Regions from separate parts of the Homo sapiens genome. Here region 2 is linked to region 1. A link is a loop called in an ENCODE intact Hi-C map of the cell type or tissue named here. Cell type or tissue: MCF 10A. All regions are shown on one strand. Links, peaks and the distances in the headings refer to the core of each region. The heading gives the core; the rest is flanking DNA.

The links. Hi-C counts contacts between places; a loop is a spot of excess contacts. Peaks named below come from ENCODE experiments on the same cell type or tissue, not always from the same donor. Only the 100,000 strongest peaks of a DNase experiment are listed, where the experiment ranks them.
Region 2: a loop joins it to region 1, with 9 times the contacts of the local background. A loop is called at or near these places in 4 of 110 quality-filtered maps.

Annotation. Positions count from the first base shown.
Region 1 is chr1:248,617,392-248,628,084 of GRCh38, forward strand. OR2T11 (olfactory receptor family 2 subfamily T member 11) reads right to left here. Exons shown (of 2, transcript NM_001001964.2): 2 at 6,166-9,881. The coding sequence starts at 9,737. The coding sequence ends at 8,787. Among named protein-coding and RNA genes, the nearest start is that of OR2T11, 12 kb to the right of the region's middle. In MCF 10A, for the core only: CTCF peaks have their summits at 1,679 and 5,270 (motif pointing right); DNase peaks (open chromatin) are centred at 1,700 and 5,290.
Region 2 is chr1:248,698,044-248,708,736 of GRCh38, forward strand. It overlaps OR14I1 (olfactory receptor family 14 subfamily I member 1), which reads right to left and starts at 4,723. Exons shown (of 5, transcript NM_001004734.4): 1 at 4,660-4,723; 2 at 3,868-3,962; 3 at 804-862. It also overlaps the pseudogene LYPD9P. In MCF 10A, for the core only: a CTCF peak has its summit at 5,776 (motif pointing right); no DNase peak of the experiment used is centred there.

The DNA.
Region 1 (10,693 bases), core at 1,037-9,036:
CTACCTATCAGGAACTATGCTTATCACTTGGGTGGTGAAATAATCAGTGACATGCAACTTACCTATATAACAAACCTGCACATGTACCCCTCAACCTGAAATAAAAGTTGGAAAAAAAACTTTAAAAAAGAGAGAACGTCTCAAGGACAAATGCTGTTAGAATAAAACTACCAATCCCGAATTGTAAACCCAGCTATACTATCATTCAAAAGTAAGGGTAGTTAGACAGGAGAAATAAGTTTAGATCTATTGTATAACATGATGATTACAGTTTATATCTACGTATTATATATTTATTTTCAAATTGCTAGATTTTAAATACTCCACCACTCAAAAATTATAGGATGTGAAGTAATTGATATGTTGATTAGCTTGATTTTGTCTTTCCAAAATGTGTATATATGTATATACATATTAAAACATTGGGTTGTACACCATATATACAATTGTCAATTAAAATATAAACTTAAAAATTTGAAAGAAAATGGTAATAAAAAATTAAAAGGATTAAATTAACAAAAGATATTTTCAGGCCTTTTTTGAAACATAAGTGTTTACCACTCAGTGAAGGGACTCTTATGTTTAAAGCATAAATACAGAAGAATCAAGATGTTGGGAGAAAAAACAGCAACAAAGTTTTGGAAGCTGGAAAGCCAAAGGAAACTGTTTTTGACTCAAAAATCTCAAAGCAGAACACTGAGCTGGTGAGTGGAGAAGTTCGGAAGCAAGTTGATTCCTGCTGGAAGAACTCCTAATCAGGTCTGTCTAAATATTACAGGTAACATTGAAATGGGAGGCTTGGCTAAAAGTTTGTATAAAAACTGTTATACACGCACTTTAGTTAGACAACCCTTCCTCCCCGACCTGACGCGACACTAACTTGGGAGGTGGTGGTGTACCCAAAGGGCTCTGGGATTGGAAAACAGACATTGCGTGGGTGTAAGTGGGAAGTCTGCACCCTACATTGTGAAGCACACCAGCACGTTTCCCCAACGTGGGTTCTCAGAATGCTGGCAGCCCCCAGAAAGATTTGCAGAGGAAGCAGACCATACCAAAGAAAATACCTAGGAATACTGACATTTGAGGTTTCCAAAATAAGTCATTTACATCATAGTTTAGTGACTCCTACTCGTTAAGGCTTGTCCTTATCCAGAGACTAACATTAGGAGAGAGACAGGGATTACAAAACTTGAGGAAAGCTTCTAAAATAAAAGGCAGAAATCACACAAATCAGTGAAAATAAGAAGAAATACAGTATGCAGTAATTAGAGAAACTCTTTCTATAAAAGATAACTGACTAATCTGCTATGACAGATAAGAACATACAAACAGATATTAAACTAGAACAGGGTGTTTTAAACAGAGCATTGGAGAAATTTTTAAGAGTTCTTGAACATTTAGATTATGGCAGTGTAGACTGTAAAGTAGGACAAGACAGATGCAAAAGAAGGTAGAAGAAGAGATCCAGTTTGTGAGTCAGGAGGCAAATCAAGTAATAAAAATTCCAGAGGAAAAGAATGTTTTAGATGGAAGGAAAGCACATATTTCAGTCATGTTTCAGAGCAAAAATTCTGGAATTGAAAGACACGTTTCAAGATTAAAAGGTTCATCAATTGCCCAACATAATTGTTAAAAAGAGCCCTTATGAAGACATTATGAATGTTTAACACGACTGCCAAAGGAGAGCCTGAAGCCTCCAGGGGACGACAACACAACTAAAATTGAGAGCATGGAACTCCCAGGAGAAATACTGAATGTTAGAAGACAATGGAGGAGGGACATCCTCATATTCATGAGGGAAAGCTTTTTTCAACCTACACATTGACACCTGGCCAGATCTACTGTCAAAGTGGGAGGATAAAAAAAGTCATTTTCAAACATGCAAGGCCTTTAAAAAATTTCCTCCCACGTACTTTGTTTATAAACCTGTTGAAAGACATGCTCCACAATGGGGAGGTTTTAAAGTAGAAGACGTGGTACACAGACAATCAAGAATCCAGAGGGTCATGGGGAAGAGGCAGCATCTCAGGAGGAGCCCCGTGCAGCGCAGCCCATCTCTGGGGCAAGCAGCCTGGATGGAAGCGGCAGAGCAGGGGCTGCAGAAGAGGGAGGGCTGTGAAGACGGCACCGAGAATTCCTGAGGGAGTCACAGTTTCAACAGGATATTTATCAGAAGGAGATTCTATATACATATATATATATACACACACACATACACATATATATAGAGATTAGTCAGTTTTCTTTCATGTATACATATATATGTATATATACACACACACCCATATATATGTATATACAAATACATATATCTCCTAGCTACTGGGGAGGCTGAGGTGGGAGGATTGCTAGAGACCAGGAGCTCAATCTCTTTCTTGACCCAGCTGGTCAAGAATGATTACCAACCCTCAAAACCTGTCCTGTCCCCACTCAGTCACCAAAGTGATTGTGACTCTGACTTCTGACATGGTATTCTATCAGTGTCAATCTTCCATCTCTGCTCTTTAGACCTATCTGCCTCTCAGAGCATGCTCACAGGAGACTGAACCACACAACCTGCTTGTGCCCCTTAGAGTCCTCTTGTAGCCCAGCTTGCCCTCTGCACTTGCTCTTCTGCATATCACTGATGGCAGCTAGTTTTGGGACCTTGTTCACCAAGTCAGGTTTTGAGAGGTGAAGTCAAATTTTGTTCATAACTACTCTAGGCTCTTCATTAATGGCTGGGACTCTGGAAATAAGCTCATTCTGATGGAAAGGCTAATAAGGAATCTGTTTTCTTTTTAAAAATTCTTTTAATCTTCCCATTTTTGTGTCTTTTCTCTTTACTGGTATTTGAAATGCACATCTTTGTAACCAGGTCACAAGAATGATTTTGCTTGGATTGTTTGGTGGCCTCAGACATAGGGTTCAGAAGCATCTTTCAATGTCATTATCTTTTTATCAGATCTTGAATTGCTTATTTGTTGTTTGTGTATGTTTATGTCCATGGGCACTAATATGGGTTCTTCTCACTACAAAAATCAGGGTCCCCTTCCTAAAATTCCGGCTAAATACTAAAGGGTTTTAAACCAAAAGTAAAATTCTAAGCCTCCCTCAACCATCTGAATAGGGCCCTCGTCTCAGCAAAGGCATTCCAAAGTTAACCTGATAAACTAGTTCAGGCCATGATAGGAAGGAAGAGCTTGACATGCCTCAGGATACCCTCCCTCCCTTTTGGAATTACTGATAGAACAGATTCTTTAAGACTTAAGTCTAATTAAAAAACATTTACAATCTTCTCTCTGAAGCCTGCTTGTTGGAGGCCTCATCTACAAGATCAAGTCTTGGTCTCCACAAACCCTTACCATAACCAGACATTTCTTTCTACTGATAAACAACTCTTTCAGCTAATTGCCAATCAGAAAATCTTTGAATCTGCCTCTGACTTAGAAACTCCTGCTTCCAATTGTTGTGTGTTTCCAGGTCAAACCACTGTACATCTTATACATGTTGACTGATGTCTTATGTCTCCCTAAAATGCGTAACACCAAGTTGTCCGGCCACCTCAGACCCGTGTTTCTCAGGATCTTCTGAGGGTGGTTCCATGGGCCATTGGTCACTCATTTGGCTCAGAATAAATCTTAAAATACAGGGTTTGACTTTTCATCGACAGGGTATACAATTTATATAATTTTCAATGAATAGTAAAAATTAAACTGTAGTATTTAGGAATATTTATCCAGTCATGCAAGAAGAAATCCAGGGAATAATTACTATGAAATTCATTTGGCAAAATAACTGACCAATATTCTTCGCTGTCAAGGCCCAACTAAAGAAATGTTAGAAACTTAACTGAAATGAGTGAGAATTGCTCAGTCAAGTTTCATTAAGCCAATATTAGAGTATGTCTAGAAAAATAAGCCACAGACACACCCATGGCCATTTTTCCAAAGAGGTTTTTAGAACACTCAGTACGTATATATTTTCTTAAGGTGGGGGAAGGCATATAGGAAGACGGGCGGGTTGGTGGTAAGGTCAATGGTTACGTTTCTGTGAGACTTCAGTTAGTGCCCAGTAAATGTACATTTTACACAGGATAAGGTGAATGTCTGAAGAGATAGAAGGAGCCAAGGAAGAGTCAATTATGCAGAAGTCCCTGGGTAGGTGGAGGAATGATTTGTCTCATCCGGTCTTTCTTCTGCTCCTGGAAAGAAGCTTGTCATCAACATTATCAGTGTGCAATTGAGCAGACAGAAGAGTTCAAGACCAGCCTGGCCAATATGGTGAAACCCTGTCTCTACTAAAAATACAAAAAATTAGCCAGGCATGGTGGTGGGTGCCTGTAATCCCAGCTACTTGAGAGGCTGTGGCAGGAGAATCACTTGAACCCAGGAGGGGAGGTTACACTGAGCTGAGATCATGCCATTGCACTCCAGCGTGGGCAGCAAGAGCAAAACTGTTTCAAAATAATGTCAGCATTAAGAGAAATTGAGTGACGGCCACATTGGAAGCTCATTGTGCTAATTTTGCACATTTTTGCATGTCTAATAGTTCAAATGAAAGTTAGAGACATTTAGAATAATGCCTGTTTTTGCCCTGGGGCATGTGCGGTGATCAAACAAGAGCGCCCTGGAGTGCTGGTTATGTTCCGTTTCTTGATGGGGTGCGGGGTTATTTCATGAATGGTTTCACAACTGTTTTCTTGAGATGATTAATAATGAGTTTTGCATGGCATTTCTAGTGTTATATTTCATAGTATAAGAAGAGATTAACGCTGATTTATAATGTGATTTTCTTAGAAGCCCTGCTGTTGCCTGCGTCATTAAGTGGTGATTCAATTCACTCCCTAAAATTACAAAGTGGCTGGAATTAAATATCCCCAAGCAAAGACTTCTTTCCTCTATGTTGTAGCAAATTCAGTAACTTTTCAAGTTTTACCAAATAAAGTGAGGGATATTAACTATAATATTTAAAGCTATTAAATTCTATCTATAATTACAGAAATATATATGGAGAAACAAACTTTTTGGCAAATTATTTGGCAATAAATAATCATAGATTCAAGGTTTTTATACAATTCATTGTATTTTTTCCAATTGATTCTGGAGGGATTACAGAGTAAAAATAACTGCTAAAATGCAGAAAATGTTTAATAACAAAAATGATGTCACCATCAGTCCAAAGGTACCGATATTATTCATTTTTTTTTTTTTATTCTCCTAATGATACATGCAGTTTTAAAGAATAGAGAACACATGGTGTTGTTTTAGGATAATGTCATATTACTAACTGGCCACAAGGTGTCAGGAGGAGGATGTCATGGTGTCCCATAGTAACAATCACTTGGGACTTCATATTCATGTATAGATTTCTTCTTCCTGTACAGATAGATCAGCAAGCCAAGAGAAAGTGGGGAGATATATAACCATCTTAGACGCAATCGCAAATGTCTCAGTGCAGTACCTGAGGTAGAAGCTATTCAACGAATCAAGGAACTCCTGATGAGAGCTTTGCCCAGGGAACCCACAGAAGACGGCTTGGCTAGATCACTCAGGCAGAGCCCCCATGGCCTGAAGGAGCAACAGTTGTAGGCTTAGAAAATATCTGCTCTAAGAAGCCTCTTCCTCATTCTTCAACTATGATAGACTCTGAGCAAGATAGTAAACTATGGCACAGAGAGGTTAGGTAACATGCTCAGGGCACACAGCCCAGAAAGAAATAGGCTAATATTCAGACTCCAGGGGGTTCAAGCTCCAAGCATATGGCCTTATCACCCTTAAATTGCCTTTGAAATTGGCAGATGGGGTGGAAATAATTAAAGAACAGTTAAATATTCATGGGGAAAAAACCTTATAAAAAGCTGTTCAACATCTGAACAATCTGTTGCTGGGCATATATGCTGGTATCACACAGTATTTTAGTGAAATCTGTGTGCCCATCTCCTCTTGGTGCCAACTACAACTAGGACACTCAGAGCAGGGACATTTTCCCACGCTAAATGGGAACCCATCACCAGAGAAGCCACCACCAAAGCCAAGATTACAGAGAGAATGTTTTAGGAGTAGGGTGGAATTTAACTTCTAAACGTAAATAATTAACATTTTGAAATGAAGTGACAGTGTCACCTTATAATGCAAAATCATGCCATATTATACAAGAAACTCCACACCATGAAGAATTCTGCCTATACAACTTTTAATTGCCCAAAGAGACAAATTTATTGAAATAAACAGCTACTGAACATCTATTACATACTGCAAATTATATGCCTTGGAAAAGCATAAATATGACACACTTTATTCACAAAGGAATAAGTTTGTAGTAGTAACAGCAGTTGCTGCTGTTATTTTGTCCTTGTTTTTAACATAATTCTAGTTAACATATTGAGTGCCTACTATTTTCTGGCCACCATCCCGAACACACATCATGAATCGTCTGACAAATGTGCTGTGCTAAATTCATAAATTCAATGCAAAGGAGGGGGAGTCCGAAGGTTGTCCTACAACCCAGATGTCTCTACTAGCTTATTAACTTACCTCTTCTCCAAGATGATTCTCTTCTCCTCTCAAACTTTTGACGGGACCACCCTGATCTTTACTCATAGACGCTCTCATTGATTCTAACTGCACCGAGAAGATACAAACCATCGGAAGGGATCTTAGTTATAACACACGCTCTGCCTGACCTCCTGCTATTGTCACTGAGTTGGCCATGCTCTTACAAAAGTTCAAACTCTCCACTTCTAAACTGGTTTCTGTGCTTTCGGCCACTCTCAAAGGCCATCTTTCTGAAACTTTCCTCCATTTCTCATATATCGATTTTCTTTTTGTACTGAATTATTCCTTTGAACTTCATACTCAATATCACATGACAGCACCATTAACATCAAACACATTGGTATCACGTTTTTCTAGTTATACTCCATTTCCTTTACAAAAAAATCTAAAAATTCATACTCAACTTACCTTATCCACTTCCTCCCCCTTGATTTTACCCTGAATCATCTCTAAGCATATCTCCATTAAAAATGGTCACTAAGGTTACAAGTAACCTTTCATGTTGCTAAATACAGTAACCAAATCTCACTTATTTCAACCATAGACTGCACTTGTTGCAGTTGCTTTTACTTTCTTTAAACACTTTGTCTTAGATTTCTTCTAACCTCATAAAACCCTATCTTTCTAATTTTTCATGTGACGCCAGCTGCCTCAGATCTCAGTCTCAAGCTTTCTCTTAAGAAAACTCTCAAAAAACCTGTTTTTAAATGCTCTTCGTACTCTGATTATTAAATGTATGCTTTATGTTCAGAACTCTAATCTGAAGTACAATTGACTTTACATATAGCTTCAATATCTTTCTGTATTTATGTATTTATCTTGAGACAAGGCCTCTCTGCCAGTCAGGCTGGAGCACAGTGGTGCCATCACGGCTCACTGCAGCCTCAACTTCTCAGCCTCCCGTGATCCTCCCACCTCAGCCTCCCAAGTAGCTGGGACTACAGGCATGTGCCACCACATCCAACTGATATTTGTGTTTTTGGTAGATGGGGTTTTGCTATGTTGGCAGGCTGGTCTCAAACTCCTGAGCTCAAGCAATCCACCCTCCTTGGTCTCCACTAAAGTGCTGGGAGTACAGGTATGAGCTACTGCACCCGGCCTAGCTTAAATACCTAATAGATATTTCCAAATTATCTTAAGTGAATTCTTGACTTCTGCTACCGACAAGTTTTCCAAATATCAATATTCCATTTTTTTATTCACTTGGGCCCAAACCAATAAGTTATCCTTCACTCTACACCTGTTGCTAACACACGCCAAATCCATGAGCCAAATCCTTTGTGTCCACACCCTACACAAGCCATCCTTGTTTCTCATCTCTGAAACCTCAATTGTCTTCCTGTATCCATGTTTGCCCTTTGTTCTATTTTCCTACACTGTAGGCATAGTGATGCTTTAAAAACGTGTCTGTTATCATGTAACACCCGCATGGAAAACTCCAGGGACTTCCCACCCCACTCAGTCAGTCTCAAAGTGCCTTAAGTGTTGCTGTTGAATCACAGAACTTGGAAAAGGGAAGTTTCTGGCCATGGATGTTAACGAACCTGGTATCCTGTTAATACATCCTCAAGGAAAGTGGCAGTCATGTTCTTTGATGCTAAGTGTTAGAGTCTATTCCCTGTGAGTAGCTGTGTCATGCTGAACCTCCACCCATTCATACTCAGTTCTGTTCAATTCACCACCATTTATTGTGGCCTAGTATTTGATAGCTGCTGTCTGTACTCAAGAGGGTCAGAGATTCAACGATAATATTAGAGCTTATAGTTACTTGGGGTTAATACTAAAATAAAAAACACGACTAAAGTGTGTGCTTTTATCTTCTTTGCCACTTGTGTATTGGCATTCTTTTACTCTATTGCTGCTAATCACAGAATTTGACTGTAAACATTTGATAGCTTTTGCAGGTTTCTTTCATTGTGTTGTTTAAACATGAACAAATGTTGTGAAGGAGATCTAGTTCAGAGTGAAAGGTTGCTGTGAACTCTAATATTTGGGGTTTTTCTTCCCTAAATAAAAAGACTAGATAAATTATTTAACTTCATAATAAACCATTTTTGATACTTCACTGAAAGATCTCTGCATAACAGTAAAACATCTTTCCCTTGCTCCCGAGGAGCAAGAATCCAGACAGGGTGAATCATCTTAACTGCCAGTAGTAAGTGTAGGTTGATAGCTGAGCAGATCATCTCCAGGGAAACAGGGCAAATGGAGGAAGTCCTTAGGAAGCCTTATCCTCTGGGCAGTGACTCTCTAAGCATCACTTGTTGCTACTTTCTGAGCAGATGAGCAACATGCAAATACCTTTTTAAATGCCCCTATGACGTCCTTGTTTCTGAGGCTGTAGATGAGAGGATTAAGCATGGGCGTGACAATGGTATAGAAGGCTGACACTACTTTGTCCTGCTCGGGGGTGTGGAAGGACTGGGGCAGCACGTATGTGTAGAAGGCAGCCCCATAGAAGATGCTAACTACAGTCAAGTGGGAGGAACAAGTGGTGAAGGCCTTTTTGCGACCTTCAGCAGAGGGCATGCGGTGGATGGTTAACAAGATGAGGGAGTAGGAAGTGGAGATGATAGAGATGGGGATGAGCAACATGAGGACACAGCAGATGTACATCAGAGTTTCATACAAGGACGTGTCTGCACAGGCCAGTTTCAGAACTGCTGGGATCTCACAGAAAAAATGGTTGATACTTCGGGAGCCACAGTAAGGGACATTCATGGTGATGGGAGTGAGCAGAAAGCCATCGAGGGAGCCCCCAAACCAGGCACCAGCAGCCAGCAAAAGACACTTCTTGCGGTTCATCAGGACTGGGTATCTCAGAGGGTTACAGACAGCCACGTAGCAGTCATAGGCCATGAGGCCCAGGAGGAAGAACTCAGAACCAATCATGGTCAGGTAGAGGAAGATCTGGATGCCACAGGCCACAAAGGAAATGATCTTCTCTTTAGAAACCATGTCTGCCAGGAGTTTTGGGACAGTGGTACAGATGAAAAGGGTGTCCATGATGGACAGCTGACTGAGCAGAAAGTACATGGGGGTGTGGAGGCGAGAGTCCACCTGAATCAAGAATATCATGACCAAATTTGCAGTCACGGCCCCCAAGAAAACAGCAAGGATCACTGTAAATACAATCCCGGCAGCCTCACTGTTCACCAGAAGCCCCAGGAGGGTGAAGTCAGAGGATGATGTGTTCGTCATTGATATGGCCCACGAGCGTCCCAGGGCAACGGGAAGACACAAGGACCAGGAAGGAGGCAAGAGAACACGGTCAAGATGGGAAAGGTCTGCAGTAGAGGTGACACTTCTGAGGGTACCGTCAGGATGAAGCTTCCAGGCTAGAGGCTAGAGAAGAACAGGCAGACCAACATGCACATCATGAAGCAAAAACCATGGCTGCATTTCCCTGTCAGAGAACAGCTCCTTCTATATTGCGTCTATGGTTCATCATGCTGCTGGAGGTTATGGTAACTGCGTGATACAATTGCTGTATGCTACACCAAGAATGGGGTTTTAACCATATCTGTTCTGTCCATGCTGCATTTCTTGTATCCAGAAAGTTATCCAGCCCATAGTAGGGTTAAGTAAATACTAGTTGGAAAAAAGGGTGATTCATTGACCAAATGGATAAAGGGGAGTGAAGTAAATCACTGAAGAAATGAAGGGTTAGGATAACTATTAGGGAACGTTTTATTCACGAAGCCCCATGTTTCTGTTCTATTTCTTTTTAATTATTTGTATAAGTTTAAGGACGACAAGTGCAGTGTCATGACATGGATGTATCGCATAGTGGAGTCTTGTCTTTTAGGGTAACCGTAAGTCAAATAGCGTAGGTTGTGCTCACATTACTAATTTCTCACCCCTCGCTCCGCTTTCACCCCCTACTCTTCCAAGCCTTCGATGCCTATTATTCCACTGTTTATGTCTAAAGTTGGGACTCCTCACTGTTCTTTGTGCTGTTTTGCTAACCTTTTTGCAGATCTTTCTTCAGATAAATTAGAAGGTAAAAAAAACTATTTGCAAAAAGCTCCCAGAATTAAGTTTTTAAAAAGCAGTTTATGACACTAAGCTGACTCCCTGCATTGCTCTCCATTGCTACTGTAGGTTTGGGAAATGGGCAGGGAAATTAAAGGAAAATGTTGGTAGGTTGAAGCTAT
Region 2 (10,693 bases), core at 1,770-9,769, 81 kb after region 1:
CGTGAGGGTTGGGTTGTTTCCATAATTCCTCTTTACCTGCTCACTTCCTCCTGCTGACGCTGGGGAGCTCCACCTTCCTGAAGTTCATCTAAGTGAGGTAATTAGAAGGCTAACCATGTTGGTTGGTCTCTTGGATTCTTATGTTTCTACTTTCTGTAATTTGCATAATAAAAGAGATGTATTTGCTTTAAAATAGCAATCACTCGATTGCTATTGACACTGCAGAAGAAGTAAGATGAAATCATCGAGAGCGTAGAATATGTGCCATGTGAAAGAATATGTCTGAAGGTGCTTTGAAAGGCAGGGAACACAATCACAGTCGTAGCTTTTTTATGGCTATTGCTAGTTCTTAAATGATAACTCAGACCAAGAATAAGAGATTAGATTTATGTTCCTAAATTTACAAAGAGTCTACATAACTGAAACACAGACATACCCCCTCCCCTGAGTATCAGTAGCATACAGGATACCCCTAACAAAGTCATTAGGACTTCTTACTACCATTGGCATAAAGGGTCTATAAAAGCATATGCTATCTCAAGTGGTAATGTAAGTTGGAAAAAAGTTCATATAAAGTTTAGAAAATATGCCAATATGTGATTGACATAGATTTTGAGAAGATTTAGGAATTTGGAAGTCCCATCTTTGGAGGACACATTTCTAGCTCATTGCCTCTGCTGCAGAGAGCCCTGTCAGATGGATCACACCAGAGTGTGACTTGACTTATATCCTACTCCAGCCCAGTCTGTATGAGTAAAATGCAGAGTATAAGGAAGGAGGAGGAGAGTGGAAGTCTCACTTACAGTTTCTTGCAGGTATTCGTGACGTAGCCATTGAAATGAAGAGATGCACACAAGCAGACCTATGCAAAGAGACGATAACTTCTTAGATGGGTTTTCCAATTGCTAACAAGAGTAGAAATTGCAAATCAGCCATCAGAAATGGGGCCAGAATCAGACCCCCATCTCCCATCTTCTTTGTTCTTTTCCTGGGGAGGGTACTTCATGGAGCTCTGGCAAGAGCCTAGCCACTTCCATTTATGAATTAAACCTGAATTTTTTTGTTAATGTATTCTTTCATGAGTGTTAATTTCTCCATAGTTATATTCAGTTGTCCATTTGTTTACTCATTCAATGAGTTTACTTGTTGTGTATCCAGCCTTGCATAAAGTGTGTTAGGGTCAAAGTGAATCAGCTTTGGGTCCCTGCCTTTAAGGTCCCAAAGCATTTAGAGAATGAGGACGTGTGCAGTTAAAATGCTGAGAAAGCAATTTAAGAAGAACATAAAAGAGCAGAAGCACTCTGCTTAAGGAGCCTGAGGGATTGGTTTGGACATAGGGTAAAAGTAGAAGACTGTGGGTTTGATTAAGGAAAGATTGGGATTTTAGATGGACTTTGAGGAGACCTTTACTATATGGCAGCAGAAATAACATGCACTGAGACATGGACATGGGGAGATGGGTGGAGGCTAAGATGCAGTAGCTGAAATTAATGGTAGGAGGAGTGGGGGAGAGGAAAATGTCAGCAAGTATATGGGCCTGGCTGGAAGCATCTTTCTGAGAGGGATGGAAAGTGCTGCCCTGGATGAACACAGTGGACTCACTGAGCTGAGGACAGGCCAGCTCTGTGATGGAAAACAGTTTCCTTCAATCCACCAGAGAGATGATCAAAAGCCAAGGTCCCTGGTTCTCACTGCTGACTACTTTTTGTTTTGTTTGTTTGTTTGTTTGTTTTGAGACAGAGTCTCGCTCTATCGCCCAGGCTGGAGTGCAGTGGCGCAATCTCGGCTCACTGCAAGCTCTGCCTCCTGGGTCAAGCAATTCTCCTGCCTCAGCCTCCCAAGTAGCTGGGACTACAGGCACGTGCCACCACGCCCAGCTAATTTTTTATATTTTTATTAGAGATGGGGTTTCACCATGATGTTAGCCAGGATGGTCTTGATCTCCTGACCTCGTGATCCGCCTGCCTTGGCCTCCCAAAGTGCTGGGATTTCAGGCCTGAGCCACCGCGTCCGGCCCACTGCTGACTACTTAGTACAGAATCACCCAGGAGCTTTAAATTAGAATGCGCATCCTAGGCCCCCTGCCAGAAATTCAGATTCAGCTGATTTGGGATGAGCCTGGCCTTGCTCCCGCATTTTTGTCCTTTGTGTTGTTTTAAATGCTCCCCAACCAGGGTGACTTTAATTTTCAGCTACTATTTTTTAAAATAACTGAAGTATAAGTAAAAGATCATAATTTATTTTACCCAAAGTGAAAGACCTCCAATTAAAGCCAACCAACTATAGCGTGTAAAACAGAAGATTGTTTACATGATATCAAATGTCAATTGATATAAAGTTTGAAAAATTGCAAGTACTCTTCTTTAGCTTTAGATTAGTTGTGCAATACAAGAACACTAACCAAATTAATGGCTTTTCTTCTCAAAGGACTTCCTAATTTATGGAGAAATGTCATTCATGACCCCGAAAATCAAACTCATGGCATAAATACATTTTAATCCTTTATGTCTCTCAAAGAAAAAAATTCCAACTAAATGTGATTATATTTGTTTCTGTCATGACAACTTGTACTCCAGATGTATTAAGTCAACTATCAGGTTTTATTGGAATTTTTAAACAAGAGGCAAATGCATTTATTTATAGCTTTGTTCTCCTGAAAATTTTTATTCTCAGTTTTCTCAAACACTCTATGAAAAGTGTCATGGATAGAGTTTTTTTAAATCATTGAGTTCATATGCGTCAGTGCCATAAATCGTCACCAGTTTATGGAATAATTATATAAAAGAGAAGATAGTGAATTTAATGAACTTGTGTTCTTTGCCAATGCTCATTGGGTGAATCATGGAAAATTTTTACAAAGATTTACTATATTATTAACTCGAATTCCCAGTTTTATTCAAACAGAAGGAATACTTGCCAACCATTTAATAATCAAAGACCAAAATGGGCAATGTAATTTATGTTTTCTCGTTGATGCTACATTTCACACATGAGCTAAGATTTAGCCTCCAATCAAAGGAAAAGCTTATTTGTAAACTTGGTAAAAAGATATGACACTATATTGAAATAGAAACTTTTTACAAGACAAACAATAATGATTTTACACACTTTTAACTTTTTTTTTTTGAGACGGAGTCTCTCTCTATCACCCAGGCTGGAGTGCAGTGGCACCATCTCGGCTCACTGCAACCTCTGCCTTATGGGTTCAAGCGATTCTCCTGCCTCAGCCTCCCAAGTAGCTGGGATTACAGGTGCCTGCCACCACATCCGGCTAATTTTTGTATTTTTTAAGTAGAGACGGGGTTTCACCATGTTGGCCATGCTGGTCTCAAACTCCGGACCTCAAGTGATCCATCCACCTCAGTCTCCCAAAGGGCTGGGATTACAGGCGTGAGCCACTGCACATACTTTTAACTTTTTAATAATAGGCAGAAGATTTTGATTGTCATCAACATTGTTATGTAAAGTGGCTGTAAAAACTATAAAAACATTAAAACACTCTTGGTATTTATAAATTTAGGGTTGATTTTCAATTTTTGTGATAACTTTCATTATGATGTTCATAATACTGAGTGGACACAGAGTTAGTGAAATTACTTAATTTGGATGAATTTAGTTTTGAAATTGATACGAAGTGATAGGATTCACTTCAAATGAAATCAAGAGAGCGATATCACCAAGATGACAGAGTAGGACATACTGGCCTTCATTCCCCTTGCTCCCCTGCACCCCTCCAAAAATAGCTATCCACAAATCAACATGGCACTGACAGGTCTCAAAGACCCTGTGTTAGTCTGTTCTTGCACTGCTATAAAGAACTACCTGAGACTGAGTAATTTATAAAGAAAAGAAGTTTAATTGGCTCACGGTTCTGCAGGCTGTACAGGAAGCATGGCTGGGGGGCCTCAGGAAACTTACAATCACGGTGGAAGGTGAAGGGGAAGCAGGCATGTCTTTCATGGCTGGAGCAGGAGGAGGAGAGCAAACGGGAAGGTGCTACACATTTTTAAACAACCAGATCTCATGAGAATTCACCCACTATCATGAGAACAACAAGGGAGAAATCCACCCCCATGATCCTGGTCACCTCACACCAGGCCCCTCCTCACATTGAAAAATACAATCATCCTTTCTCAACGGTCCCCCAAGTCTTAACTCATTTCAGGATTAACTCAAAAGTCCACAATCCAAAGTCTTATCTGAGGCAAGAAAGTTCCTTCCACCTATGAGCCTGTAATATCAAAAAACAATTAGTTACTTCCAAGATACAAAGGGGTACAGGCATTAGCTAAATACTCTCATTCCAAAAGGGAGAAATTGGCCAAAACAAAGGGACTACACTCTACACAAGTGCTCCCTCACTGGTAATTAAGAAGAAATTCTATCTATTTATTGTCCCTCTTTTCTCACATTCCACATCAAGCCCATTAAAAAATCCTGCTGTATCTACTTTCAGAGTATCTTTAGAATTCTACTTTTTTTTGCCTTTCCCACTGCCACCACCTCGATCCAAGCCTCATCTCTCACTGTAGTATTGCCATAGCCCTTCTGTTCTCCCAGCTTCCAGCCTTAGTCCCCTAGAGCCTACTCTCATCTCAGCAACCAGGTTCATGTCATATGGTGTACTGCCTCTGCTCAAAATCCTCCAGTGTCACCCACCTCACTCAGAGCAAATGCCAAAGCCAGAATGATGTGGGCCTGCTGTTCTCCTAGTGCTCTGCTGCTTGCTCACCTTCTTGGTTATCCTCCTACTCATCTTCTTGTTCTTCTTCTTGCTCACCTCCTTGCTCACTCTCATTGCTTATCTACTTGTTCTCCTCCTTGCTTACCTTCTTGCTATTCTGCATGCTTTCTGTTCTTGCTCACCCTCCTTTCTCACCTCCTTATTCTCCCCCTTGCTCACCTCCTTGCTTACCTCCTTACTCTCCTTACTCATCTCCTTGCTTACCTCCTTACTCTCGTTGCACACCTCCTTGCTCATTCTCATTGCTTACCTCCTTGCATGTTCTCCTGGATCACCTCCTTGCTCAACTCACTGTTCTTTTCCTTGCTTATCTCCCATCTTCACCTCCTTGTTCTCCTCCTTACTCACCTCCTTGCTTATCTCCTTACTCTTTTGCCCACTTTTCTTTCTCTCCTCCTTGCTCACCTTCGTCCTCTTCTTCTTGCTGTCCTCCATGCTCTCCTTCTTGCTTTCTCTCTTTGCTCTTTTCCTTACTCACCTCCCAGCTGTCCTCCTTGCTCACTACACTCCAGCCCCAGTTGATCTTTTTGCCATTCCTTGAGCAGCCACACTCCCACTCAAAGCCTTTGCACTGGGTTTTTCCTCTTCCTGAATCGCTCTTCCCCTACATATCCATGAGGTTTCCTCCTTTTCTCTCTCCTACCCTTTCTTCAGGCATTCACTAAAAAGTCACTCTTTCAGTGAGACCTTCCATGATCACTCTACTGAAAATATTAACTCCATCTTCCAACAGCCTTTCATATTTCCTTCCCTACTTTATGTTTTCTTCTTAGCATTATGCAACCTAACATTATACTTATCTAATTTACTACACATTATACTTACCTAATTTACCACCCATCTGCCCAACTGGAATGAAAGCTGTACAAAGACAGGGATGTTCATCTGCTTTGTTCACTATCTTATCCCCAACACTAGAATAGGACCTGCCATATAGCATGAGCTCAAGAATATCGGTTGCACTGAAGGATGAATGCATGAAAAGGTGGATGGATGAATAAACAATGGAAAAAGAAACTTGACTTAATTAGTAGCTACATTATGAATAACCACAAGATGGAGACATTCATTAATAAAATGTTATCCCTCTGTTTTTTTGTTTGTTTATCTGCTTCTTCCTGTCTGTATTTGTGTGTCTTGTTTACCTCTGTTTCGCACTATCTGTTCATATCTGTATGGGGCATGTGTGTGTCTTTTCTTCCCTTTTTTATTTTGTGTCATTTCTTGTAGAGTTGGTTATATTTTTCTTTCTCTGTCCATGTAGTCTGCATTTGGCAATACAAAATAAAAGTCAGCACTGAAATTTATTTTGCCAAGGTTAAGGATGCATCCAGGAGACAGGTCTGTACTTATCTCCAAAGATGATTGTGAGGGCTTCAAAATTTAAAGGGGGAAAGACAGATACTGGGGAAAGAGGAAAAAATGTTTTAAAGTGTGGGTAAATAGGAGGCAAGCAGTGGCATGCTTTCGAGTCTTTGATAAGCCCTTCACTTGTGAGAAGTAGGTAGAGGAATAGTCACTTATGCATTCATCTGGCTCAATTAATCTGCATTTTTATATAATATAAACATAAGGCAGAATGTTGGGGTGATCAGACCCAACACCAGGTCACGGGAGTGAGAAAGTCTGGCAGAGTCAAAGGACTGAGAAAAAGACAGTTGGAGAAGTAAAGTGGGACCACGGGACCATCACAATTGTGGAGGCTGTGAAGGCCCGGAGCTCTGGGAGCCCAGTGCTATTTATTGGTAATCCAGCAAAGAAACAGGTGGTAAGAATGTGGAGGCTGAAAGGGCGTGTTGCATTAAGCACATGATTTACAGCTGTGATGGTTTAGCATCTGCTCTGCTACTTGAGAAAATGGAGAGCAGGTTCTTTTAACTCAAGGTACTGTTGATCCTGGGAGGGCAAGGAGCAAGGAGCAAGGAGCCAGCAAGTCTAGACACATTCCAGAGCTGCGAGCCCTGGATTCTGTCCAAGCCATGAGGGATTTTATGCCCTGGGCTTAGATTATGGTGCATCAGGGTAGCCTTCCACCCATTAGCACAGAGCTTGGTGTTCCAAAGACCACAAGGGGATTTAGACCCTGAACCCTGGACATGTTCCAGAGCTCTTTTACGTTATGTCAGATATGCAAGCCCCACCTCAGCTTCTCCCAACACTCAGCTTTTCCCAACACAGAGGAAGAAATCTGATATGCATTTGTCTCAGGTGGGCAGAAGAATGACTTTGAATTCTGCCCTTTGTCCCATACCTGTGAAGATACACTATCAATTTACATTTTCAGGCTAAAATTCAGCAGAACTATTTTAGGGTAAAGGAATTTCCTAATGTACAAATTGTGAAGGAGGTATGTAGCTTTTCTTTTCTTTTTTTTTTTTAATCTTTGAGGTTATCTTATTTAGGAATAAAATGGGAAACAAATTTCCCTGATGCAGTTCCCAGCTTGACTTTTCGCTTTTGCTTAGTGAGCCCGGAGTCCTGAGATTTATTTTCCTTTCACAGTTCCCATGTCAAAGTTGGACATGGATTTGCTGGAGTGGAGGCAAGAGGCACAGATACCAAAGGACCTTTGGGGCTGAGTGTTGGATGGGTCATCTACACAGATTTGAAAGGGGGCAGGCCTGGGGTTGGGAGAGCACCATGCTTTTGTCTTAGAGACCTGACCTCTGAGAAGGATCGTCATTGACCCGAACTGGGGTCTGCCCACCCAGCTGGTAAGACCAGATATATACACTGAGGTTTGCAGCAGTAAAAAGGAAGGCAGTTATTTGCAGAGCACCAAGCAAGGAGGACCAGGAAGCTAATGCTTAAATCCTGACCTCTGAGGTGGCTTGCAGGTAATGGTTTTTAAAAGCGGGGTAGGCCAGCGCGGTGGCTCACGCCTGTAATCCCAGCACTTTGGGAGGCCAAGGTGGGCAGATCAGCTGAGGCCGGGAGTTCAAGACCAGCCTGACCACCATGGAGATACCCCATCCTTACTAAAAATACAAAATCAGCTGGGTGTGGTGGCAGAGCCAGCTGTGGTGGCGGCGCCTGCAATCCCAGCTACTCAGGAGGAGGCTGAGGCAGGAAATCACTTGAACCTGGGAGGTGGAGGTTGCAGTGAGCAGAGATCGCACCATTGAGGCGGACGTTGCGGTGAGCCGGGGTCATATCATTGCACTCCACCCTGGGCAACAAGAGCGAAACACCATTAAAAAAAAAAGAAAAAAAAAAGCAGGGGTAAATTTCAGGAAAGCTACAGGCAAAGTTGTAAATCAATCCTGGAGGTTACACATTGGTTTTGACCTAAACGGGTGGGATATCTTGAAGTGGGGCTTACAGGTCGGGGTAGATTCTAAGATTTTCTGATTTGCAATGGTTAAAGAGTTTTGTTTAAAAATCAAACAAAAAAGAATATTAGTGCTGGCTCATGGGTATGACCTTCTCCAGGCCCCTCAGAAAGAAATTTCTAATGGCAATCACAGTTCAGTCCTTAGTTCTCCCTTATCTGAGGTCTGTGTGTCTGCAGTTCCATTTTGTGGGGCTCCAGGTTTCTGAAAACTAGCTCAGGAACATATGTTAAGATATTATCTTTAATTTCTATGGGGAGCCAAACATCTTCTGGCTCTAGTTTCTTTGGCTATTGTTTTAAACTACTATTACCTTCTTGCTTATCAAATTGTTCATTTACTTTTCTAAGCTAGCTAGGTGCCTGGAATTTTCCTTGAAGGTACTCAAGAATTTCTTTTATGTCCATGCCTGGGGGACCCAGAGACCCCTAAGAGGGGTCCCTGCTCTGTCTCAGGATCCAAGAGCCAGAGCAATGAGGAGCCAGAAATTAGCTGCGGTCATCAGCCTCTGTCTGTGGAAAGCGAAGAACAGCCTCTACCTGAGATTACGACAGGGAAAATCGTTCCTCCCTTCATCTTTAAGCCCCTCAAGCACGCTGCATTATGTTCAGTTACCTGGAGCAATGGTCTACATTATATTTCGTACTCTTTTCTGCAGGAGGCAACAGAAGATTGGTTCTGCATTTTTGTCAAATTTCTTGTAGGGCCAAGCGCAGTGTGGCTCACACCTGTTATCCCAATGCTTTGGGAAGCCGAGGCAGGAGGATCACTTGAGGCCAGGAGTTTGAGACCAGCCTGGGCAACATAGACACCCTGTCTCTACCAAAAACATAAAAATAAAAAATTAGTCAGGCATCATGGCGTGTGCCTGAAATCCTAGCTACTTGGGAGACTGAAACAGGAGGATCGTTTGAGCCCAGGAATTTGAGTTTACAGTAAGCTATGATTGTACCACTGCACCCCAGCCTAAGCAACAGAATGAGACCCTGTCTTTAAAAAAAAAAAAAATCTAGTAGGACATCATCCATAATGTTCAGAGTTCCATATAAAAAGATTCCTATAATCTCTCTCAAAAGTTTGTTCTGTTGATGATCTAAACTTGCTTTGTGTGTGCTAATTCCCTCTCAAAGACAGCCACAGCCATAAATTAGTTTCCTGGTACAGTGACCCTCCCCTTCACCCATTGTATAACACAGCTTTGTAATATTTTCCTTAGTGTAACAGTTCCAATAGTCCTCATTTATAGATACCTTTTGTTGACAAAAAATATATATTTGAAGAGATTTTATTCTGAGTCAAATGTGAGGGCCATGACTCATGATGCAACTTCAGAAGGTCCTGAGAACACGTGCCCAAGATGCGTGGGTTACAGCTTCATTTTACATATTTTAAGGAGACCTAAGACATCAATCAATACATGTGACATATACATTGGTTCAGTCCTAAATGGTGGGACAACTCAAAACGGGGCTCACGGGTCACAGGTGGCTTCAAAGATTTTCTGATTGGCCGTTGGTTGAAAGAGTTATGTTATTATCTAAAGACCTGGAATCACTAGAAAGGCGTGTCTAGGTTAACATAAGGGGTTGTGGAGACCAAGGTTCTCATTATGTACAGAAAGCCTCAAAGGTGGCTGCCCTTGGAGGCAAGAGGTGGCATCTTTAACACATGTGATGCTGATACTTAGTTGGTGCTTGTTAATTTTTGTTGGTGAATGATTCTTATTCTTGATCTAAGATGGCAATTTTCTGTTATTTGAGGCTTTCTATGTAACTCTTCAAACATGGAAAACAACATGGAGTACTATGTGATGATAGATTTCAACTTTAGGGGCAACATTTATTGATTTTAGACTTTTAATAGAAATCAGCTGTCAAAAAATTAGCTGGGCATGGTGGCGGATGCCTGTAATCCCAGCTACTCAGGAGGCTGAGAATCGCTGGAACCTGGGAGGCAGAGGTTGCAGTGAGCCCAGTTCGCGTCACGGCACTCCAGCCTGGACAAGAGCGAAACTCCATCTCTTAAAAAACAACAACAACAACAACAACAACAAACAGAAAGAAAGAGATCACCTGTCAAACCCCAAAGACTAATGAGGCAATGTGCCATAGTCAACATAAAGTTTTTATTTCAGCTAGAACTACTGAGATGAACAGGTCATGTAGAATCGGCCACACTCCTCATCTCCTCAAATGCTGGAGCATCTTCTGTCCCTAGAAATGTGTGCGGACAAGAGATTACAGGCTTGTTTTTTATTCATTATCACCCTCCCAAACGTAAAGCAATAGGCAACTATTCTGCAACTTCTCCTCAGTCACTGGTTCCCAACTCAGCACAAAAAAGCACTTTCAAAATTCCATTTTCTGACCTGAAGTTTCACCAATTGGGTGTCCCCAGTCTTTGAATTTTCACCTCCTCTAAACATTCCTGATTGTTGTGTAGAAATAGAATATATTCGGCAGCTCATGTACCCAACTTTTACACATGTGGATAGACTAACAGAAGCATGTAAACTAAGCATTATTGGTTGTTATGACTGAATGTTGCCCCTAAAAATGTATATATTGAAGACCTAACCCCCAGTACCTCCAGATGTGACTGTGCTTGTGTTACTGGA